2 separate regions of the Homo sapiens genome follow, and region 1 is linked to region 2. The links are chromatin loops, found by intact Hi-C in ENCODE. Cell type or tissue: endothelial cell of umbilical vein. All regions are shown on one strand. Links, peaks and the distances in the headings refer to the core of each region. The heading gives the core; the rest is flanking DNA.

What was found. A loop is a pair of places that touch in the nucleus more often than their neighbours do. Peaks named below come from ENCODE experiments on the same cell type or tissue, not always from the same donor. Only the 100,000 strongest peaks of a DNase experiment are listed, where the experiment ranks them.
Region 1: it touches region 2 in a loop (8-fold over the local background); 1 of 110 quality-filtered maps calls a loop at or near these places.

What each region holds. Positions count from the first base shown.
Region 1 is chr9:122,814,396-122,817,581 of GRCh38, forward strand. No RefSeq gene overlaps it. Among named protein-coding and RNA genes, the nearest start is that of PDCL, 13 kb to the right of the region's middle. In endothelial cell of umbilical vein, for the core only: no CTCF peak of the experiment used is centred there; DNase peaks (open chromatin) are centred at 1,416 and 1,956; H3K4me3 peaks cover 397 bases; H3K27ac peaks cover 2,153 bases.
Region 2 is chr9:122,306,493-122,309,678 of GRCh38, forward strand. The region is part of intron 5 of MRRF (mitochondrial ribosome recycling factor); the gene reads left to right. Among named protein-coding and RNA genes, the nearest start is that of MRRF, 43 kb to the left of the region's middle. In endothelial cell of umbilical vein, for the core only: no CTCF peak of the experiment used is centred there; DNase peaks (open chromatin) are centred at 649 and 1,609; H3K27ac peaks cover 1,746 bases.

The sequences.
Region 1 (3,186 bases), core at 448-2,947, 510 kb after region 2:
AAATAAAAGATTAATAATTAACTAATACAATGTGAGAGTCTGAAGCATCTGACGAAATCATCTAGCCAGATGCGTGGCTCACACCTGTAATCCCAGAACTTTGGGAGGCTGAGGCAGGAGGATCGCTTGAGCCCAGGAGTTTGAGACCAGCTTGGGCAACAAAGTGAGACACTCCACTCTACAAAAAATAAAAAATTAGCCAGGCACAGTGGCATGCACCTGTAGTCCCAGCTACTCGGCAGACGGAGGCAAGAGGATCCCTTGAGCCCAACGGTTCAAGATTACAATGAGCTGTGATTGCGCCACTACACTCCAGCCTGGGTAACAGAGCAAGACCCTGTCCCGAGGGGGAGGAAAAAAAAAAAAAGATCATCTAGTTCAACTCCTCACTTTACAAATGGGGAAATGAGGCCCAGGAGAGGAAGAGATGTATCTGAGGGCACTTAACTAGTTACTGAAAGAGCCAGAGTCCACATTAACTATTCTCCCTATTGCTGTCACTTGTAGTGGGACACGGGTGGCAGTGTGTGGAGGAAGGAGCCTAAGAGATGGATTTTGGGAGGGAGGACTCTCTTGAGTCATGGTAGGAAGGAGATGCCCCTCAACAGGGGCACATTGTGGGTCACTGCCACAGCTGAGACAGGAGGAGATTCTGGCCTGAAACACAGGCAGAATTGAGAGACCCAAGGCTCCATCAGCTCAACTCCTTTTCGCTCTTTGAATTCTCTTCTTGGCCGGTCGCGGTGGCTCACACCTGCAATCCCAACACTTTGGGAGGCCGAGGCAGCCAGATCACCTGAGGTCGGGAGTTCGAGACCATCCTGGCCAACATGGTAAAAACCTGTCTCTACTAAAAATAAAAAAATTAGCCTGGTATGGTGGCACGTACCCGTAGTCCCAGCTACTCAGGAGGCTGAGGCAGGAGAATCGCTTGAACCCGGGAGGCAGAGGTTGCAGTGAGTTGAGATCACGCCACTGCACTCCTGCCTGGGCGACAGAGCTAGGCTCTGACTCAAAAAAATAAATAAAAATAATGAAATAAATAAATGAGTAAAAATAAATTATCTTCTTTATTTCCTTCCTCTATTCTCTCCACTGTCTTTCAATGTTTCTATTTTATTGTCACTTGATCAGTTTGCTTTCTCCATCAAGAATATGACATCAGGAAAATAGTACAAATGTTGGAACTTCACAAACCTGATTTTAATCCTGCCCTGCCCACTAGCTGTATAAGTTGAAATGTCACTTAACTCTGCTAAGTCTTGGTTTCTACACCTTTGAACAGTTACTACTTCCTACTTTGAAAAGATGTGCCATTCAATGAGTCAATGTGTTCATTCTTAAATGTTTATTCATCTTTTGCCAAGTGCCAAGCACAGTGTGGGCACTAGACCAATAAAAACACTTCTGTGTGTTCCAGGTACTTTATATTAATTGACTCATGTTACTATCAGCATTTCACAGATGAGGAAACTGAGGCATGGAGGGATTCAGCATCTTGCTTCCAAAGGTAGTATCAGGCTGTGCCTAGAGACCAAGCCCTTACTCTATGCCAGTGGTCCCCAACCTTTTTGGCACCAGGGAACGGTTTCCTGGAAAACAATTTTTCCACAGACTGGGGTTGGGTGGGGGGAGTTTCAGGATGATTCAAGCGCATTGCATTTATCGTACACTTTATTTCTATTATTATTACATTGCAATACATAACAATTATACAACTCACCAAAATGTAGAATCAGTGGGAGCCCTGAGCTTGTTTTCCTACAACTAGACGGTCCCATCTGAGGGTGACGGGGAACAGTGACAGATCGGCAGGTGCTGGATTCTCATAAGCAGCGGACAACCTACATCCCTCGCGTGGGCAGTTCACAATAGGGTTCGCACTCCTATGAGAATCTAATGCCACCGCTGATCTAACAGGAGGTGGGGCTCAGGCAGTAACGGAAGCAATGGGAAGCGGCTGTAAAAACAGATGAAGCTTAGCTTGCTGGCCCGCCGCTCACTTCCTGCTGTGCAGCCTGGTTCCTAACAGGCCACAGAACGATACTGATCTGTGGCCCAGGGGTTGGGGACCGCTGCTCTATGCCATACATGAGGAAGAAAACAAAGTCCGTGCCTTCCTGAGACTTTCATTCCAAACGTGAAATCTGGAAGACTCTGGGACAGTTTGTGATAGACAAATGGTTCCTCTTTCCTTCCCCCAATTCCATGGCTAAAAGGGAGAATCACAAAATAAAACAGGAGAGAGGCAATCTGAGAGCTACCCCATTTCAACTCCCTCCCTCTTTTAATAAGGAAACCAAGAGCAGTGAGCACTTGTTCTGTCACAGGTGCACTCACTCACCTTAATCCATAGGTCAGTGACTCTCAAACTTGAACAAGCTTCAGAATCACCTACAGGGCTCATGAAAATAGTTTGCCTAGTCATTCCCAGAATTCCTGATTCAGGAGGTCTAGGGTGAAGCCCGAGAATTTGCATTTCTGACAAGTTCCCAGGTGATGCTGAGGCCGCCACTGCTGCTGGTGCTGCCCCAGCTACCACACATGAGAACCACCGTCACAGAACAACTCCACAAAACAGGTTATTTTTGTTCCCATTTTACAGATGAGGAAACTGAGCATCAGGAAAGGTAGGTTTCTTACCAGAAAGAAGCTACACCACTAGACTGCCAGACAGGATTTGAACCCAGATCTGCCTGACTCTAAAGCCCATGCTGCTTCCACGACACCAAAGTTAAGAGATCTAACATTCTCGGCCCGATGCGATGGCTCATGCCTGTAATCCCAGCACTTTGGGAGGCCGAGGCAGGTGATCACCTGAGGTCAGGAGTTCGAGACCAGCCTGGCTAACATGGTGAAACCCCATCTCTACTAAAAATACAAAAATTAGCCAGGCATGGTGGCAGGCACCTGTAATCCCAGCTACTCAGGAGGCTGAGGCAGGAGAATCGTTTGAATCCAGGAGGCGGAGGTTGCAGTAACCTGAGATTGTGCCACTGTACTCCAGCCTGGGCAACAGAGTGAGACACCATCTCCAAAAAAAAAAGTCTAGGATTTCTCCATTACCATTACATGTCTACTCTTTTTTTTAATTTTTTTTTTTTTTTTTTTTTTTGAGACAGGGTCTCTGTCGCCCAGGTTGGAGTGCAATCATGGTTCACTGCAGCCTTGACCTCCCAGGCTCAA
Region 2 (3,186 bases), core at 371-2,870:
CTAAAAACTGATAGATCTGGACCTCAAGCCCCAACAGTCTGACTTCAGAGCCCGTTCTCTTAAGTGCTTCACCTGACAACCTTGCGTTCAGAGAGGAAAAATTAAAGTCCACAGGTACTCAACTTGTAAGTGTCAGAGCTGGAATTGGAAATCAGGTTTGCTTTGACCACCAAACTTGTGCTTTTTCGCATGTATGATGGAGCTGAGGCAAGAGTTATGTCTACTCACCCCAAAACTTGGGTTTCCATCCTTCTGTGGCGACAGGGAAAGAGAAGACAAGTGACTTAAGACCACTCAGCTGGGAATGTGGAGCTGTGACCCCGACCTTAACCTCCTTTCTCATTTGGTCAGGCTGGGCTGTATTTCAGAATGGTATGTCTGGTTTAACCAGGCATCAGTCACAGAATGGTCCTTTGAAAGCAGGTGCCCAGTTGTGTCCCCAGAGAGAACCAAAATTACTACTGGTATTAGAAGTCCTTCCAAAATGTATGATTTCCTTGGGCTAAAGGGACACCTACAGAAGATCTAATGTCTTTATGAGACATTAATGTACGTAAAACAGGCTAGTGGGATGAGGCGAGGGTGGTGTCCCTAGAAGCATAGGAAATCTGGCTGGGCTACACAAACAAAAACATTTCCGTCAGGACCGGCAGCCCCAAGGCATGGGGCAGCTCCCACTGGCAAACAGTGAAGCAGGAACGTGGTGCTGCTGATTTCAGGCCCATGCTCCTGTAGGGGGGAGTCCCGGAAGCCCAGGGAGGAGGTGGCAAGGTTTCTGTCAGTGGCAATGTCAGGAATGTATCTTGATAGGCCATTCCTTGAAAGTGCAGCTTCCTTCTCCCTTAGCCTGCTCCCCACAGCTGCTGGAGCAGAATTCCTGTCCCCTGCTTTCCCCATTGCCTTCTGCTCTCCTCTGTTCCCATTCTGTTTCTCTCTGCTCACTATCTGCTCAGTTGCCTAAGCACCAAGTGGCTAAATCCTTTGTGACCATTTTCTCTCTCACCACTCGCATCCTATTCTCCCCAGGAGAGAAGTCCTGGAGATTCTGTAGTAAGAATAATTTACTCAGCTATCCTTTGTTGAGCTCTTACAATGCATACATATTGACAGCACGCCAAGTACTTATCCCCCATTATTTCATTTAATCCTCCCTTCCACCCTCTTTGTAATATTCTTACTCCCATTTTATGTAGGAGAAAACTGAGTTTGGAGAGGCTGAATAGCATACTCAAAATTCTGAAGCTAACAAGTGGCAGAGCTGGGATTTCAGCTTAGGTCTTTTTGGCCCTAAACCGTGTCCTTTCTACATTTTAAAGCCCCCTTCAAGTGTCCAAAGAGCCTTCTGAAGTTGAGTGTCTGTTGCATTAACAACTTTTTTGCTGTCATTACCTGAGCTGAGCCTGGCTTCCTCTGATATGCACCTGGTGTATAGCTTTGTACATGTGTTGCATTCTCATTGAAACAATAGGAAGTATCATTTCAGTCAGTGGGATTCTCTGTTGTGTGAGTTAGCAGTGGGGCATGCCCTCTGCTTATTGTTCATAGGAACATGCTCAAGGAATTTTTCAGGAAGGCCCCCATCCAGGATGTTACTGGAAGATCTGCCTGGTGGAGCTTGTACAAACAAAGTATGACCCTGCCAGCTCAGCCAAAACCCCTGCCTTGTGCTAGAGGCTCTCTGACCCTAGCGGAAAAGGCTTCCTCACCCAGCCAAGAAACTGCAACAGGGTGGGTCCTGAGCTCCCTGTCTACCTGCCTAAAGGCTCCTGGTCAGACTCTTGCCATGTATTTAGATCTGGTTTGTATATTGCTGTCTACACAAACTACAAATCTGATCAAGTTTCTTCTTATTTTAATGTAAAATATGCATTTTTAAAATGTACTGTTTTAGTCTTTTTTTTTTTTTTTTTTTAAGATGGGGTCAGGCCGGATGCGGTGGCTGACGCCTGTAATCCCAGCACTCTGGGAGGCCGAGGCAGGCAGATCACTTAAGATCAGGAGTTCGTGACCAGCCTGGCCAACATGGCGAAACCCCGTCTCTACTAAAAATACAAAAATTATCCAGGCATGGTGGCTTGTGACTGTAATCCCAGCTACTCAGGAGGCTGAGGCAGGAGAATCGCTTGAACCCAGGAGGCGGAGGTGGCAGTGAGCCGAGATCACACCACTGCACTCCAGCCTGGGTGACAGAGCAAGACTCCATCTCCAAAAAAAAAAAAAAAAAAAAAAAGATGGGGTCATGCTGTCTCATCCAGGCTAAAGTACAGTGGCATAATCATGGCTCATTGCAGCCTCAGACTCCTGGGCTCAAGTGATCCTTTCGCCTCAGCCTCCCAAGTAGCCGAGACTACAGGCGCATACCATGACACCTGGCTAATTTTATTGTGTGTTGTAGGGATGGGGTCTCACTGACTTGTCCAGGCTTGTATTTTAGTCATTTTTTAAGTGTACAGTTCAGTGACATTAAGTATATTCACATTGCTGTATAAGCAATCTCTAGAATGCTCTTCATCCTGCAAAGCTCTGTACCTATTAAACAACTCCCCACTTACCTCTTCCCCCAGCCCCTGGTAACTACTATTCTACTTTCCGTCTCTATGAATTTGGCAGCTCTTAAGAACTTCATGTAAGTGGAATCATACAATATGTGTCTCTGTGAGTCTGGCATATTTCACTTAGCATAATGTTTTTTATGCTAACTGTTTTTTATGCTAAGGTTCATCCATGTGATAGCACATATCACATTCTCATTTCTTTTTAAGGCTCAATAATATTATATGCATATACCATATTTTGTTTATTGAGCTGTCAGTGGATCTACTAAGACCTACTAAGACATTGAAGGGCTTACAAAGCCTTGCTCTTGCCAGCCTCTCCACCCTTCTCTTTTGGGATAGTCTTTGCCTTCTTCTTTCTATACTATCACCTTTTTTTCATCCTATAAGAGCTATATTCTTATATATGCTATTCCCTGTGGTGAGAATGATCTTCCACTATCCCCCCAACTCTTAGGCAACTTAAATATCACTTAGCCTCAGTATCTCCACATTTAGTTCCTGGGGTCCCACAAAGAAAGGTTGGTCAGACTCCTTTCCCCACTTAATTATTTTTGTAGAACCTCTATATGTCTTTATGGTGCATATTACCACTGTAATTTATTCATTAATTTGCATGTGTTTGTGTAAT